Linked DNA regions of Homo sapiens: region 2 is linked to region 1. Evidence: chromatin loops called from intact Hi-C (ENCODE). Cell type or tissue: GM12878. All regions are shown on one strand.

The links. Peaks named below come from ENCODE experiments on the same cell type or tissue, not always from the same donor. Only the 100,000 strongest peaks of a DNase experiment are listed, where the experiment ranks them.
Region 2: it touches region 1 in a loop (2.8-fold over the local background); 9 of 110 quality-filtered maps call a loop at or near these places.

Annotation. Positions count from the first base shown.
Region 1 is chr2:149,036,313-149,044,312 of GRCh38, forward strand. It overlaps LYPD6B (LY6/PLAUR domain containing 6B), which reads left to right and starts at 2,387. Exons shown (of 7, transcript NM_177964.5): 1 at 2,387-2,489. RefSeq lists enhancers at 1,457-1,516, 2,730-2,779, 2,820-2,879 and silencers at 2,140-2,479, 2,490-2,649. In GM12878, CTCF peaks have their summits at 2,580 and 4,352 (motif pointing right); a DNase peak (open chromatin) is centred at 4,371; H3K4me3 peaks cover 1,313 bases; H3K27ac peaks cover 683 bases.
Region 2 is chr2:149,309,997-149,317,996 of GRCh38, forward strand. No RefSeq gene overlaps it. Among named protein-coding and RNA genes, the nearest start is that of MIR9899, 16 kb to the right of the region's middle. In GM12878, a CTCF peak has its summit at 3,637; a DNase peak (open chromatin) is centred at 3,615.

The DNA of each region.
Region 1 (8,000 bases):
ATTAATTAATTCATTCTAGAGTCTTATGAAGTCTATCAGTGGTTTTGTCCCTATTTCCAGCATTTTAATGTTGATCAGAAGTGGGCTGGCTCTCTTTGCACTGCTAGGCAGAGCTACTGTTCACTGAGCAGGTGCTTTGTGCTGGCGCTGTGCTCAAGCACTTTACGTGGATTATTTAACTTAGCCACACAACAGTATCAGAACTTCTTATTTCAGATACCCCTTTTAAGCAAAAAACTTCAAACAGAGATCTTGTCTGATTTCATGGCTGCACATTTTCCAAGTAGGAAAAACACACAATTGAGGAACATGCCCAAGGCTGCTCAGCAAGCACAGGAGAGAGAGTGGGGTGGGGAGGGAGAGATCACGTGCAAGCAAGCAAGCACTGGGGCAGAACCTGTACCCTCCTGATGATTCTCAGGCCTGTCTGGGTGGCATCACTTAGCAGGCTGGCCCAGCCAAGATCACACGCACAGCAGCAGGATTTTAAATCACAGGGGATCACATGCTCTACTGACTGAAACCAACACAAAAAAAGGTCTAGGTCCATTTCATGTGAGTGAGACCCAGAGGTGCTCCTTTGCTCAGCCCTACCTGCTGGTGCAAGTGGCTGTCCCAAAGTGCAGGCCCCACCACAGCTCCACCCTGGGACACCAGATTCCCTGCCACCATAGAGGGAGTAGCAACTGAGGTAGGGCACACCTAGGTGGGGCATCCCATATAACCTTTTCTAGGTTGGCCTTGCCCAGTGTGACGTAGCCAGCCAGGTAACACCAGATCTGAAATACCCATATGTGCAGAACCCACTGAAGGGGTGGGGTGTCTAGACCTTAAGAGTGTTGGGCTTGTTGTCAGTGGAGGGGTGGAGCAGTCTTCTTGGCCCTGACCTCACCTTAATAGAGATCCTCCCATTTTGGCCTTGGAGGTTTAATATATAGTCACGGAAGTGTACTGAAATAGTCATAAGAAGGAATGTTCTCCATACAACTTTAAAGTTGTACAGTGCTTTCTGCAGTGAAATGAATTTTTTCACGGAATGGATTTTTTTAACGAGTCTTGAAATTAACATGTGAGGAGCAGCATGACACATTACCTCGTGTGTGTGTGTGTGTGTGTGTGTGTGTGTGTGTGTGTGTGTGAGTGAAGGCCATTTGTTAAATGGAACACCTAAAAATACCATTGTTTTTGTTTTTGCGGTTGTCAGGGGCCTCAATAAATGCAAGCTGGCTCAGGAGATGCTTGACCTCAGAGGTCTGGAAAGACAGATTAGAAGTCTCAGCAGAGGACCAAACCCAGACCCCACTTCTGCAGAAGTTCTGTACCCAGGTTTCCCCACTGCAGGCATAACCAGCAGCCCCTCAAAGGCCCCAGACCAGCCAACTGTCTTTAGAAATGCAGACCCAGGATCAGCTTTGCTACCAGCCATGGAATCTTGGGTCAGTGGCCCATACTCTGAGCTGTGTTTCCACAGTGCAAGGCTGGCCGGACAGTGTTTTATTTCAGAGTTCTCCTGTCTGTGGCATCTTCAGAAGTTAAAGATTTGCTTGACCACTATAAGGTGCCCTGGGAGTGTAGACCTCCCACATCCCAGCTGCCTGGCTGGCAGTGGGTGGGGAGTAAGCAGTAGAGAGAGGACAGGTGGCCCGGAATCTAACAGCTTGCCTCTGGATTCTCCCTAGTAAGCTTGGAATGATGCTGGAGCAGCTCTGGGCCGAGGGGACCAGTCTAACGCTGGACGCAAAAGACTGGGCGCCACCTAGTCTGTTCATCAGGTATTAAATGCCCTGAGTTTTCAAAGCTCTGGTGATTCAGTAGTGGACGGGTAAGGTTCCTGCCTCTCCTGGGGCTTACCGTCCAGGGGTGGGGAGGACGTCACTATATGAAATTATCTTATTTATAGCTTAATGTCATTATTTAAAAAGGGGGAGGGAATCACTTGACGGGTGGGCAAGGTGGGGACGGGGTTGGATGGAATGGTCAAAAAAGGTCTTTCAGAGTTCTTCCAATCCTGAACTAACTCACCTGCACCCTTGGCCCAATCATTTTCACTCCCGAGGGTCTGCACTCCTCGTTTCTACATTGGTTTTCTAGGAAGAAAGGGGTTGGACCCTCCCCTCTTTAAGCTGGGTGGGGTCCGAATCCCGTGCTTCTTTCACTTCCTGAGCCGGGCTGGCTGGGTGGGAACAGGCTCCTTGCCGCCTCCCCAGCGCTGGCCACTACCACACTGCCGCCCGCCTGGGCCTCCTTTCAACCTCGTGGTGGAGCCCTGCGGTTTCCCAGCGGAGCCGGGCCCGGGGCTGCTCCCTCGCGGGCGAGGCTCACCTGTCCCGGCCCGGCCCCCTCCCGCGCCCCAGGTGGTTCAGGGCAGGGAGGAGCCGCGCCCCGCCCCGCGCGGTAGCAGCCAACGCCGGCCCCAGGCGGGTGCGCTGGGAGCCTGGGCCGGGAGCCGGGTGAGGGCGCCGAGAGGCTCGGTGGGCGCGGGCGGCGAGGTGAGCTGGGCCAGCGCAGCAGGCGGGGGCGGTGGTGGGTTCGGGACGGCTCACCCCGCGCCGGAGCGAGTGCGGGGCCGCGCGACTGCGGCGGGAGATGCGCTGCGCCCCTTCTGGGCGCGCTGGGGCAGCCAGGAGCTCGCGGGGCCGCGGGGCCGCGGGGCCGCGGGGCCGCGGCGCAGTGGCGGGGTCGGGGTCTGGTCGCTGCCTCGAGGCGAGCAGCTGCCAACATCTGGACGGGACGGGAGCAGGGGGCCGGGGCAAGGCTGGAGCGGTGTGGGTCTCTAATCGTCCAGAGCCCTGCGGGGCCAGTGACTTCGGCAGAGCCGAGGGGAGAGGAGATACTGGGGGTCAAACTGCTGGAGAGAGCGCGGAGCTGGGGCTGGGGTTCAAGGCCGATCGTGGGGCCAAGAGCGAGCGTGCCAGCTCCAGTGTTTCCCCCTGCAGCGCTTCACGCGCGACCAGCTTGGGTGCCGCCGCTTCCCTTGCCCCGGCTCTTTACTTTTGTTGTTGAATAACCTACCTTACACATTGGTTAGTTACCTGGGGCTTCTCAAAAGCCGGGTCTGGAGGCTGCTCTGACTCCAGGGGGCTTGGGTTGTGAGGCTTCAGGTCTGTATGCCCTGTGGCGTTTGGGGGGAGCTGGTGGGTGGAGGGGTGCTGTCCACCTCCCAAGGCCAGGGGATCAGAGAGTGGGAAAAGTCTAGAATGCTATTTAAATTCCAGTAACTAGCTGTGTGACCTTGGGCAAGTTACTGAACTGCTCTGAGCCTCAGTTCCCTTAAAGTAAAATAGGTATTATTAATATTATAATCATTACAACAGACTTAGGTTATATGATGTTCATGGAGTACATAGCATACTGCTTGATTTTTCCCCCTTTGTGTTGATGTGGTGATGTGTGTGTTGTGGGGTGGGGGCATTCTTTCCCACCCTGACTTGTTCATGGTTAGGCTTCCTCCAGGATGCCTTACTTGCTGACAGCATCACAGAGGCCAAGATTAGGGCTGCCAGTGCACGGGCCCTGCAGATGGAGGGGGTGTTGTCAGACTGCCCTCATCATTACCCATCGTATTTGTCAGAATTGTTTTCTTTGGGTTGGGTTTTGGTCACTTGAAAATTGCCTTATACTATGTAGAAATTGATTGGGTCACATAAATGAAAAGGTCGAGGGTTTCAGTTTAAAGCTATAGCTAGTTCCAGAGGCTCATACAAGGTTCCAGGGCTAGTTCTCTCTCTTGTATATCTTAGCTGTTTTTCTCTCTGTGTTTACTGGTTCTTAGTATGGACGATAAATAGGACTTGCACCTTCAGGCTTATCTGCTCCTTCAGAGAGAGAGACAGAGACAAAGAGGGAGAGAGAGAATCCCATCTTCTCTATCCGTATAGCAGTCTCTCTCTGTCTCTCTCTCTCTCTCTCTTTTTTTTTTTTTCTTTTGAGACAGACTCTCACTCTGTCACCCAGGCTGGAGTGCAGTGGTGTGATCTCGGCTCACTGCATGCAACCTCCACCTCCCAGGTCCAAGCGATTATCCTGCCTCAGCCTCCCAAGTAGCTGGAGTTACAGGCGCCGGCCACCACGTGGGACTAATTTTTGTATTTTTAGTGGAGATGAGGTTTCACCATGTTGGCCAGGCTGGTCTCGAACTCCTAACCTCAAGTGATCTGCCCGTCTTGGCCTCCCAAAGTGCTGGGATTATAGGAGTGAGCCACTGCACCCGGCCCCTTATAGCAATCTTATTGACATACTGGACCAAAACAGAACCAAGCCATCTCAGCAGACAGGGAGAGGTTTACACAACAGGAATGGGCACATGACCGACTGTGATTGATAGACTGGCCCACCTCTGCTGCAAGGCATGTCGGTAGGGGGCGCAATTCCCAATGAGAAGTCTGACAAAACAGGACATGTTCATTTTACTATCTCTGTCTTTGCTCACCAGCGCCTAAAGGTAGTCTGCAGTAGAATGTAGACAGCCTGAGGGCCGTATTCCATCAGTCAAGTCTTCATCTAATGCATGGAGGGCATCCTGTGTGTCCATCTTTTCATTCATTGTTTTTTGTTTATTCATTCATTCGACATATAATAAATGCTCAACATATGCCAGGGCCTCTGCCAAGGGCGAAAATGCTTGCTTTTGAGAAGCTCACAGTCTAGTTGGAAAGACAGATATGAGGATAACATCGTCTAGGACTCATCTGTCTGGGGACGTAGTGAAGACTCCCCAAAGAAACTGTAGTTGAGCTTTGAATTGAAAATGAGCTCCAGCCTGGGCAGCAGAGCAAGACTCCGTCTCAAAAAAAAAAAAAAAAAAAAGAAAATGAGAAGGGCTGGTCTAGGAGAAAAATTCTAGGCCATGTGGTAGGATTCCAGAGGGACACTTTTTGTTGTAATATGTTTAGGTTACTCTACTTTCTTGCTTAGAACATCTGAAGGTAGGTCGTTCGAAGTGGCCACAGCTCTTTGGTGGCTTCTAGAAAATTATCTTCTTTTTCCAGGGTGACTAGAGCTCCATCATGCCTTCACATGACAACATCCAAAGCAGAAAAAAGAAGGCCGGGGCTTGCTGCTTAATCTTTCTCTAGATAATAAAGGACAAATTTTCCCCGAAGTTCCCCGCGTCACTGGCCAAAGTGGTCTAACGCTTACCCTGAAACCAGTCATTGGCAAAGGAGAAGAGGGGCCCATGATTGTTTTGCCCAAGCTATTTTCCGGAGCTGTAGGAGGGGCTCACCTACCTGAGCATCCATGCTCCATGTCTGAACACAATCAGAATTCTGTTAGCAAGGAGGAAAGTGAGACTGCCTGTTGGGCTGTTAGGTAGGCAACAAACTGTGTCTCCCAGAGGTGGGGACAGGTGATGCAAGGTCTGGCACAGATTGGTAATCAGAAGTCCAATACCATGGGAGATGCCTAGGGTGTGGCTGAGGGGAGGAAAGGAGCTGAGGTTGGAAAAGTAAGTAAAGACAGGACTACCCTGTATTAGATTCCATGGATGTCACTAAGAAGCATAGTAAATCTTGGTCCAATTCCTCAACAAGCTTACACCTGAAACCTGGAAAAGCTTCTCTGAGTTTTCCATACTCCCAATAGTAATAGCAACAGTGGCTCACTCTATGGTGGCAATTCTCAAGGGGTGGATTGGGGTGGAGGAGTTTCAGAAGAGTTTCAAACCCTGTGTAGTTTGAAAAGCCTCACATATGATTTTGCTGGGCACCCACTGCCTACCTTCCCCGGAAACTCCCTGTCCCTCTCTTGAGAACACTTAGTTGCTCTAAATCATGACTTTGTTTCAGTATTGTTAACTGTCTTCAAACTAACAGGCTGGGACTTGGTGAAGATGCAATTAATGGTAGATCCTGGACTAGTAAACAATTCTCCTGATGCTAAGTCCAAAGAGCGATAACTTTGGTAGTTGCATTTAGTAGGAAACCAGCCTCTACCATGAACTGCTTTGAAATCATGTATCCTATTTTCATCTGAAATGTGAAGTGAGTGCTGCACTTTGTTTCTGCTTTATATGGTAGACATTGGTGGACATTGGTGCTGGACTTTTGGAATCAGATTGGGCAACCAAGGATGCCGCTTCTCATGATCCTCTATCCTCAATATCTAGTTAGCAAAGAAATTGGCAAAAAGACATGATCACTAATGCTGGAAGAAAGCAGAAGTGGAGGGCAGCATATTTTCCTGTTTTCAGCAACAATACTGCCATGGGCTGGCCAGGATCACTGGAAGAATGTGAGGGAATGAGGTAGAGAGAAATGCCTTGGGCAGTCATTTATTTCACAAATATTTATTGAGCATCTACTGTGTGCCAGACACTGTTCTAGGTGCTGGGGATTGGAGCTTACAGTCTACTAGATGGAGACATTTATTTATGTTTTGTCTAATAAGTCAGGCGGTGAGAAGTACAGAAATAAAAAATAAAATAGATCCAGACAAGAGTGCAGTCATTAGAAACAAACTGGATATAGTGCTGGAAATCATGGCTTATTCTCTCTTGTTTCCAGCAGAGCTATATGGTCTAAGCAGGTAGGGTTTTGGGCAAAAAGGACAGGTGTTCATGTGGAAAAAGACAGTTAAATGTTAAATAACTCAATTTTATAGGATTTCTTTCATGCAGAATTTCTTTGATTGTTTGTTATAACTCACATTGTTCCTAAATATGATTTATAATGACTTACAAAAACATGGTACCAGGTCATGAGAAATAAATGTAGAAACATGAGCAAAGGGAAAATAAGGGTCATTTCTTTCATCATTATGTTCCAGAATTGTTTAGTTTTGGTAGCAGGGAAAGGAAGAAATACGGTGGTTACAAATGTGGTGATTCATGCTCAGGGTTCATTATTTAAAAGAAGAGAAAATAAATTTTGATGCCTCAGGAACTTGTACTTTCTTTTGGTGTTTAAAGAATCAATTTTATTTGATAGAAAAAGTGGTCTCTTTACTAAGGACTTGTATGAAATTTATCTCCTGAATTCAAAGAAAACTAACTTCTTTTGGGTCAATATAAAGTACACCAAAAGTTAACAGATCAAAAGTCCAATTCCAAAGTTAAATAATATGCTACAGATACAAATTGATGAGAGGTTATGTTTGGACCCATTACTGCCTGGAAAAAACAGAAACGCAAATAAAATTTTAAAGTGTTGAAGTGTTTTGCAGAGGTAATTTTAACTACTTGCTTTTATTGAGTTTTCTTGTTGTTCAGTACAATAATTTGGATATAAGTCTTGTGTCAGAAATGTAATTTGTAAATTACTTCTCCCAGCGACTGCCTTGTCATTTTTATTCCCTTAACAATGTCTTCTCAGAGCAAAAGTTTTAATTTTGATAAACCAGTTTATCGATTTTTTAATACATCCAACTTTTATTGTTGTATTGAGGAATTCTCTAACTAACCAAAAAGTCTTGAACATTTCTATTTTCTTCTAGAAGTTTCATGTTTTATGTTTTACACTTAGGTCTATGATCCATTTTACTTTAATTTTTGTATAAGGGATAAAGTATGAGTCAAAGGTATTTTCTTTTTGGTATGTGGGAGTCCAAATGTTCCAGCACCATTTGTTGAAATGACTGTCCTTTCTTCCCTTGAATTGTCTTAGAGCTTTTGTCACTAATCAATTAGCTAAAATGTAAGGGTTTATTACTAGACTCTCAATTCAGTTCCATTGATCTGTATGCTTACTTCATGCCAACACTACAGTATCTTGATTATTGTGGCTTTAGAATACATTTTGGAAGCACATAGTGTAGGCCCTCCAACTTTATTCTTTTTCAAAATTGCTATGACTCTTTTAGTTCTTTTGCCTTTCCATATGAATTCTAGAATTAGTTTGTCAATATCTACAAAAAAATCCTCCTAGGATTTTGAATGGAATTGTATTAAATCTACAGATTAATTTAGGAAGAATTGACATCTTTACATTATTGAGTTTTCTAGTTCATGAGCAGGGTATAACCATCCATTTATTTAAGTCTTTGATTTCTTCCATCAGCACTCT
Region 2 (8,000 bases), 270 kb after region 1:
TCTTGCAACTGGGCAAAGCGATGAGGTCACTGCACTACAATATTCTAGAGATGGTAGAATCTCAGATAGAAATGACTCTGTGAAACTGGGAACCAAGCAGCATAGCTTTGGAGGTCCCAGCAAAGATTCCCTTAGCTGAGCTTAGTGGGAGTGTGGAAGAGTGTTGGAGGGACTGTATGCGATGCTAGTTGTTTGTATACCCTTAAAGGCCTGAGGCATAAGAGAAAATAGCTCCACTTCAACTGAGTTATCTTCCATTTTTCTTGGCAATGTAAGATTGAGGTTCTTGTAAGATCCAAGAGTGTCAACTAAGCCCTGATAGCCAACCTTCCCATCAACCTTGGTAAAGGGGTGTCAGAAGCAGATTTCTTTTATTTAGAAAAATTAAGACATGCAAATGTCATTGTATTCCGGAAGCTATGGGGCAATTCAGATCTGTTTAAAGTCTCCAACAGGGGGACTCCCGGAGGCTGTGGAGGCAGCGCAGGCCCAGAGCCAGGCAGGGACAGGCCCTGAGGAGGCTCCTTGGCCGTCAGCCCACCTCAGGTCCATTGGCTGCCCCTCCGCTCCCTGCTCCAAGTCCCCGGCCGCCGCAGCCCACTGGGAGTCCTGCTAAGGGAAGCTGAGAAAGGGGGTCCTGGGAAAGCGTTCCTAGTGCTCCTGAGGAAAGCTGCGACAAGATGGCAGCTCCCAGTGGGAGATGGAGGCCGAGTCTCTCTGCTCTCAGGAGGCCAGGCTGCTGCCTTTCTAACCCAACCATCTGGCTCTCAGCCCTCACCATCATGGCAGCTCTCACCAGGTCTGCTGCCTACACAGACTATGGTGTTCCAGGGAGTAGGATCCTGGCAGTCGCAGTGGCGGAGGGCGGGAGCACCTTCTTAATGTTTCTGTGAGGGGCCAGGATTCTGCAGCAGGTGCTCATCCCAGCAGCTTCAGGCTTTTGGTTGTTGGTTTTACACCTCTGACAAATGACATGGCCAGACACAGGGTAATGTCTGAAAAAACCTCTGTAGAAGAGCAGGATGCATGGGGCATGCTGCAGCTCACATAGCAGCCGCCAAGCACATGGGAGCCTTCATCCACCCAATTTGGCCAAAGAAGCCCACATACTCTCCGTGAAAAAGATTTCCAGAAGCTATTGTGTCAAAGTCTCAAAATACACACACTCACAGAAAAAGCAAACAAACAAACAAAAAACAAAAAAACCACCAACACTAAAGGTCATTCTTGAGTCTGATTTGAAAACTAGGGTAAAATTCTGCAGAAATATTCAAGTGGCAAGCTAACATCCTAATAGCCACATCTGTAGGTCCTATCCATCATGCCAGGGAAAATGCCCCATTCACAAGTCCTCAGCTTCTGGTTCTAGTTTTAGGGTTTGCTCTATAGTTAAAGGTAGAAGGTACGTTACCCACTTACTCTTATTCACAGATCTGAATATGGAGGTCAGCAGGGGAAAGTGACATGTCCTAAGTTAGAGTAGAGTCAACAAGAAAACAAGACAAACAATAACTGAGCCCCTAGTGTATACTGGGCATTGGCGAGCTGCTGGAGAAAACACAGTTCCTTCTTCAAGGAGCTCCATCCTCTTTGCAGGCAGGACAGGTTTCCCTGCGGCTGAAGGAAGCTTGAAATTAGGATAATGAGGTTGAGCAGGGAGGGGCCACCACGCTGCCCTGAGAGGATCGTGTATGGACACAGAGCTGTGGCATGGCCCGGCTTTGACCCTCTAGCTGTGTTGTGGGGTGAGGTAGGTGCTGGAGTGGCCTCCTGCTTAAGATGGAATAACAAGGAGCAGATTTACCTTCCCACCTGAAACAACTAAAAACTTGAACAAAATATATGAAGCAAACATTTTCAGGACATTGGACATCAGGCAATGAAGGCCAGTGATATCTGAGAGAGAGGAAACAAATGAGGTGAGCCCTGTAAGTGCCCCCAACTTATTGCCTAGAAACAGTTTCGAAGTGTGGTCCAGGGAGGGTAATTTCCAAGTATTTGAAAAATAAGTGACACACCTATACATTATCTATGGATCAAAACAGAATTTGAAATGGGAATTAAAAAGTATTTTGAAGTGAAAGAAAATGAAAATGTAAGATATGAGTATTTGTGGGATTCCAATAAAGCAGTGCATAGGAGGAAGTTTACAGCACTCATCCCCTATATTAGAAGAAAGGTCTCAAATCAATGACTTCAGTTTCCACCCAAGAAACCAGACAAACAGGAGAGAATTAAACCCAAAACAAGCAGAAAAAAAGGGTTGGGCTTTATTATAACAACAATTAGCTGTGTGACCTGGGCAAGTATTGTTCTCTCTGGTTCTGCCTGATTTTATCACTTGAAAAATGAGGATTGTAAACGATATTAGTGTTTTCCAAAGTATGGGCCTGCTGCACAAGAATCATAAGGGAGTTGGTAAGAAATGCTAATTTCTAAGCCCTGCCCCAGATCTAGGAAATCAAAATTTCTGAGTAGGGCCGGAGAACCTTTCTCTCTCTCTCCCCTTCACACACACACACACACACAATTATATATATGTTATATATGTATATGGATACGTATCTGATATATATAACATATATATTGGAGACAGGGTCTCACTCTGAGGCCCAGGCTGGAGTGCAGTGGCACAAACATGGCTTACCACAGCCTCAACCTCCTGGGCTCAAGCAATCCTCCTGCCTCAGTCTCCCCAAGTAGCTGGGACCACAGGTACTGGCCACCTCTCTTGGTTAATTTTTTTTTTTTTTGTAGAGATGGGATCTCTCCATGTTGCCCAAGCTAGTCTCAAATATCTCGGCTCAAGGAATCTTCCCATGCTGGTCTCACAAAGTGCTGAATTTACAGGCATTAAGCTACCAAGCCCAGCCTGAGAATCTGTATATTTAAACACAATAGTAATAGAATGTTCTAAGAGAGAAAGTGTCCTCCTTCTTGGTGGCATTCTGTTCAGTGACATGACTTCTGAAGAGATGCAAGGTAGGCAGTCTCAGCTCTGAACAGGAGGGGGTCTCAGCTTCATATAACCTCTGTCCACCTGTAACTCAAGCAGTTCAGTCATCATGGAAGACTGTAAGAGCCTAGACATGAGGATAGTAACAATGGCCAGGATGGACTAACCATAGGGATCTTTCATTCATCTTATAATATTAGATAAGCCTCATAGTCTTATCATCCCTTCCGAGGTAGGGGAAGGAGTCTGATTATTACATAGGCTGGTTCCCAGCTCTTCCAACAATGTGGGAGCTGATGATGTGATTTAATTTGCTTCATTTCATTTCTGCCTATTTATGTTCCATAATTTATTTATTTAATGTATAAATGCTTTATTATGTCTTTGAACCACATCAACAAATTTATTCTGACCTATTTTCAGGCTATTCTCTAAAATAATTTTTATTCGGGTGAATTACTGTTTCTGAATTATACTACCAAGTCTTCTGTTCCTTGGCTGTCCTTTGAGAAATTAGACTTCTTCATGTGTTTTTGAACTTTGGTTTGCAGGCTCATTTTGAGCATCCCCTTCAAACTTTTCCCTCCCTAAGAATTTAGTGGTTTTCTTTACCTAGCCCAGCCCTTTCACTCCTAAACCAGAATCAGGTTTACAATCCAGCTTGGGATGTACTGCCCCTAGGGGACATTGTGGAGTATAGCAGATCCATTACCGAGTCTGCATGGTGCTGGCTCGGTTCCTGGGAGTCACACTTCGTCTTCGCCCTTTGTCTCTTCAGGTTTGCAGCTTCATCTGAAGCCATAGTCATAATAGAGCAGCGAGCGTTGTTTGCCTCTGGCATCACATAGGAAGCCTGGCTCTGCTCCAGGTCTCACTCACATTTAAAACTCCTTTTCCCATAGGGACCAAACCCTCAGTCACTAGTGTCTACTTCCAGAGCTCAGACAACCCACGATTTATGGTTTTCTTTTGTTTCTGGTCCACGGAGATGTTTATCTTGTACCAGAGCCTAGTTAGATCTTCCCGCTTTTTTTTTCTTTTTAAAAAATATTTCATCTGTCATTGCTTTTTGTTCACAGAAGGTGAATTCACTGCATTTTGATCATTATAAAAGTCTGAATTAATTCATTTGAAAATGGTAAATAAATGACATTTCTTTCAAGCACAAGTCTCTGGAGTGAGATCCACATCCTCTACAACAACATAAGAAATCCTTGTGGAAGACACCTCTGATTAACTCCTATTTATTCCTCCACTTGACAGAGCCTGAGCATCGATATCTTCTATTAATATTTGTGGTATGTTGTACAAGTTGGTTCTTGTTGATTTGCTAGAAATGTTATGTGTGTGCATGCACCATTCTCCAAATAATCTGCCAACCGCTTAAAATCAGGGACCATGACTTATCATTAAAGTGTTCCCTAAATGACATATTTTCTGGTAGCCACACACAGTAAGCTTCAATATAAATATCAATTATCTGATTGATTTACTCCAGGTATCCCAAATTTTCTTAATCAAGTGCACTATGACGCTTAATAAAAATATTTATATATCCAAAGGTAATGTTGAAATAAAAAAATGGACAACTATATACAACATAGAAATGTGTACACATATTTGACACTTTCGGGGGGGATTTCCTTGCTACATGCTTTGAGAGTTAGTGCCTATTGACCTTCAACTTGGAAAACATTGTACAGTTATTTACAATCCATTTTGCATTTATACGGAGACAGAAAAATTCCCCATGAAAGGGGCCTCCAGCCTTGCCTATCAGGAAGTCAGCTACCTGTGACCAGAGAGCCTGAGTACATTTTTTCTGGGAGCAGGTGTTAACCCACCCCCACTAGTTAAGAGCCTGCAGGGCCCCTACCTTTGGGAGATAAAGAGGCAGTCTGTGTGGGGTCCCTTCTCCTCCACAGAGCCATTTGTTACTGGGGTTACACCCCCTGCAGGAATCTTTCAATGCTCTTTAAATCGTGGGCATGCACAATGCACCTGACCTTGTTCAAAGCCAGGGGTTGCACTGCCCCAGGCAAAGACTGAAGAAATCCAACAAAATACATCTTACCAGGCTTTTTCTACTCTGTTGCATGGAAAGGCTCCTGTGTCTGACAACCAAAATACTTGTTAGTTTTCCCTTTTTTTCTTTTCACTCCAATAACTTAATTAATGCACACCATCAGTTGTTCATAATTCAGCAATAAGAATCTTTCCTTTGATAAGATGCAGCCAGTGGGAAAAACACAAAACTTTGTATCCTCTGCATTTTAGATCACTTATTTAGTTCTGAGAAGAATTTTTTTTTGGCATGTGCGCCCCTTATGGAATCAGGAATGGACTTTGTGCAAAGAAAGCATGTTTTATCCTGTAGAAAGAATAAAACCCTTTGGAGGGTGGCATTTACTCAAGGGAACAGATGCCTGCAGGGTGTTCTCCTCACGGTGGGGGTGGCTGGTGACAAGGTGTGACATCTGCAGAAGAAATACAGGCAAGCACTTTAGCCCCCAAGTACTTCCCAGTAGAGAGTGGGCTTACTCACAACACAATAGTCGAAATCTGGCTCATGCTTGTTAAGCAATTCACTCAGAACTTTACCCACCCAATGGTATCTGTATTTTAATTACAGGAAAAAGGACTTGAAATTTGTGGGAGGCTACCACTTCCGCCACATACTCATGCACACACGTGCAATTCCTTGCTGAGAGTGGCAAAGACAATAAAGGAATTCACTGTAGGAGGTGTGTTCATGTATCTGTATGAGATTATGAGGGATACTTAACAAAAGTGGCATTTGCTAAGTGATTGAAAGATTATCCTTATACTCCAGGTTTCTTTTCCAGTTTCAGCTTAGGCTCACAAAGACAAACTAGATAGTTCCTGCATTCTGAAAACCCTGTGAAATGGACTGGTTCGAACGGGCAGTTTATAACATGATACTTTTAGATTGGAAGGCCCAGTGAGGTGAGGATCTTGAAGTACTCACTCCCTGAGAAGTTATTCTCAAAATGAAAACAGTTTAAATAGGTGGACAGGAACAGGTATTTATGAAGCAAAGAGTTAGGCTAATTTTTGCTTGGTCTCAATCATATTTAACATAGGGAGAGAAAAGTATTCCTGGTCCCAGAATTGGTTAGCACAAGACATGGGAATTCTATTGGTTTCAATTCTTGGGACTGGGAGGGACCTCAGGAAGATGGCATAATAGCATTCTCCAGGTCCATCTCCCTGCAGGAACATCAATTTGAAAAAGTATCTATGCATGAAAATACACTCACAAGAGCTAAGGAAACCAGGTGAGAAAATACAGTACCTGGGCATAGTGATTCTTGTGACTCATGAGGAAAAAATTATTTTAAAGTATATTCCTGTTATTTTCTTTTTTTTTTATCCAATTTAGATAACATGGTCAGTCACTTGAATAATGATCTTACTATCATAAACACTTCCTTGACTACTATCCTGTTGTACTAGCCCACAGAGTGCTAAACATGGAGTAATTCTAAACTGCAGTTACTTTTGCACCAACCTAATACAACTTGTAATGAAGATTGTTTTTCATATCTGGTTCCAACTGTCTGTTGGTGGTGGCTTTGAGCAGCAGTGTACAAAGAAACAAGCTGAGCTCAGAAGAAACAAGTGCATGAGTGGATCACCCTGTCTATTATGGACACAAGTGGAGAGTAGTGAGAGGTTCAACTTTATACTTAAGTCTCAAAATGTCTATCTCTATTGTCTCTATTGGACTTCGGACCTGCACATTCAACTACCCACTGGGTAATCTTATCTGGATGTCCCAACTACCTCAATCTGTACATGCCTAAAATTAAAATAAAAGTGGGTTAACTGATCCATCAAATTGGCATCATGATCCCTATTAGCATTGTGTTCCAGGCAGCCATTACCACATTTCAGATTAGTACTCAATTCAAAATAAACCCTCTTTGCCATCTGACTAAGGAAACTTGCTCTGATGGTGGAATTATAGGCATCAGCAATGGGGGTAAGGGAAAAAGTTGATGGGATGGTGGAAACGCAGTGTCTTAAAATCTTACCCATTTCACCTTTCCTGGCCCTGAGTACAGAAATAAGATCACAGGGAAAAATTCAAACTATGCTTGCTCTCAAGTGGAGTGATAGAAACTAGAAAAAATGAAGGTAATAAAACTTTTAGACTTTCTTTACAATATCCTATTTAGCTTATATATATCTGCCCATCTCCCTTAACTTCCTCTCCTTAGCCCCCAATATTTTTATTGTCAGATGGTCATTAGGACAAAAGCTTATTTATCTGAAGAATTATAGTGTCAGTCCCATGTAGGATGGTCTATGTGTTTACGCAAAAGTGCTCCGTGACACAAACAAGACACTTACGCCCCTTAGTTGCCTTGAGACATAAAACTGATTGATGTCTCAAAGCAACTAAGGGGTCTCTACTGGTAGCCAGGATTACCGTTTCCTTGTAGGAAAACTGGTAGAGAAAATTGAGTTCTTATAATAAATTCCATAACAGCAGCTTAGCTGTAAATGATTTTTTAAAAGTCATTTGACTGTGCAAACTGGTTAGAGCATAAATATTTTAATGATATTTCAAGAGCTTAATGTCAACCATCAGTGTCCAATAAATGAAAATTACTTTTAGTGATACATCTGGAAATATGATGGTTTTTTGAGCCAAAGTCTCTCAAGCTTTGCATAGAATCTGAATTTTTATTTTTACTCTGTGCCTGTTATATAAACTTCTTATATTTGTTAGAGGAAAAGAAGATAAATTGGACACTACCTGGGATATTGAAAAATGAATAAAATGTTAAGACATGTTAAATTTATTGTTGGCTCATTGAGGGAAAGAAAGTCAATAATTTATTTAAGAAAAACAATTTTACTTAAAGAAAGGGCAATATTTTAATAAGCAGAAATAGGAGAGGGAATATATTTTCAAATGAAAGCAGCACCACTGGAATGAAAAATGTAATGTGCCAAAGTCGCTACTTTGAAGGGGAGCGTGCTCATCTGAATGTAAAATCTTGTTATATTCCTG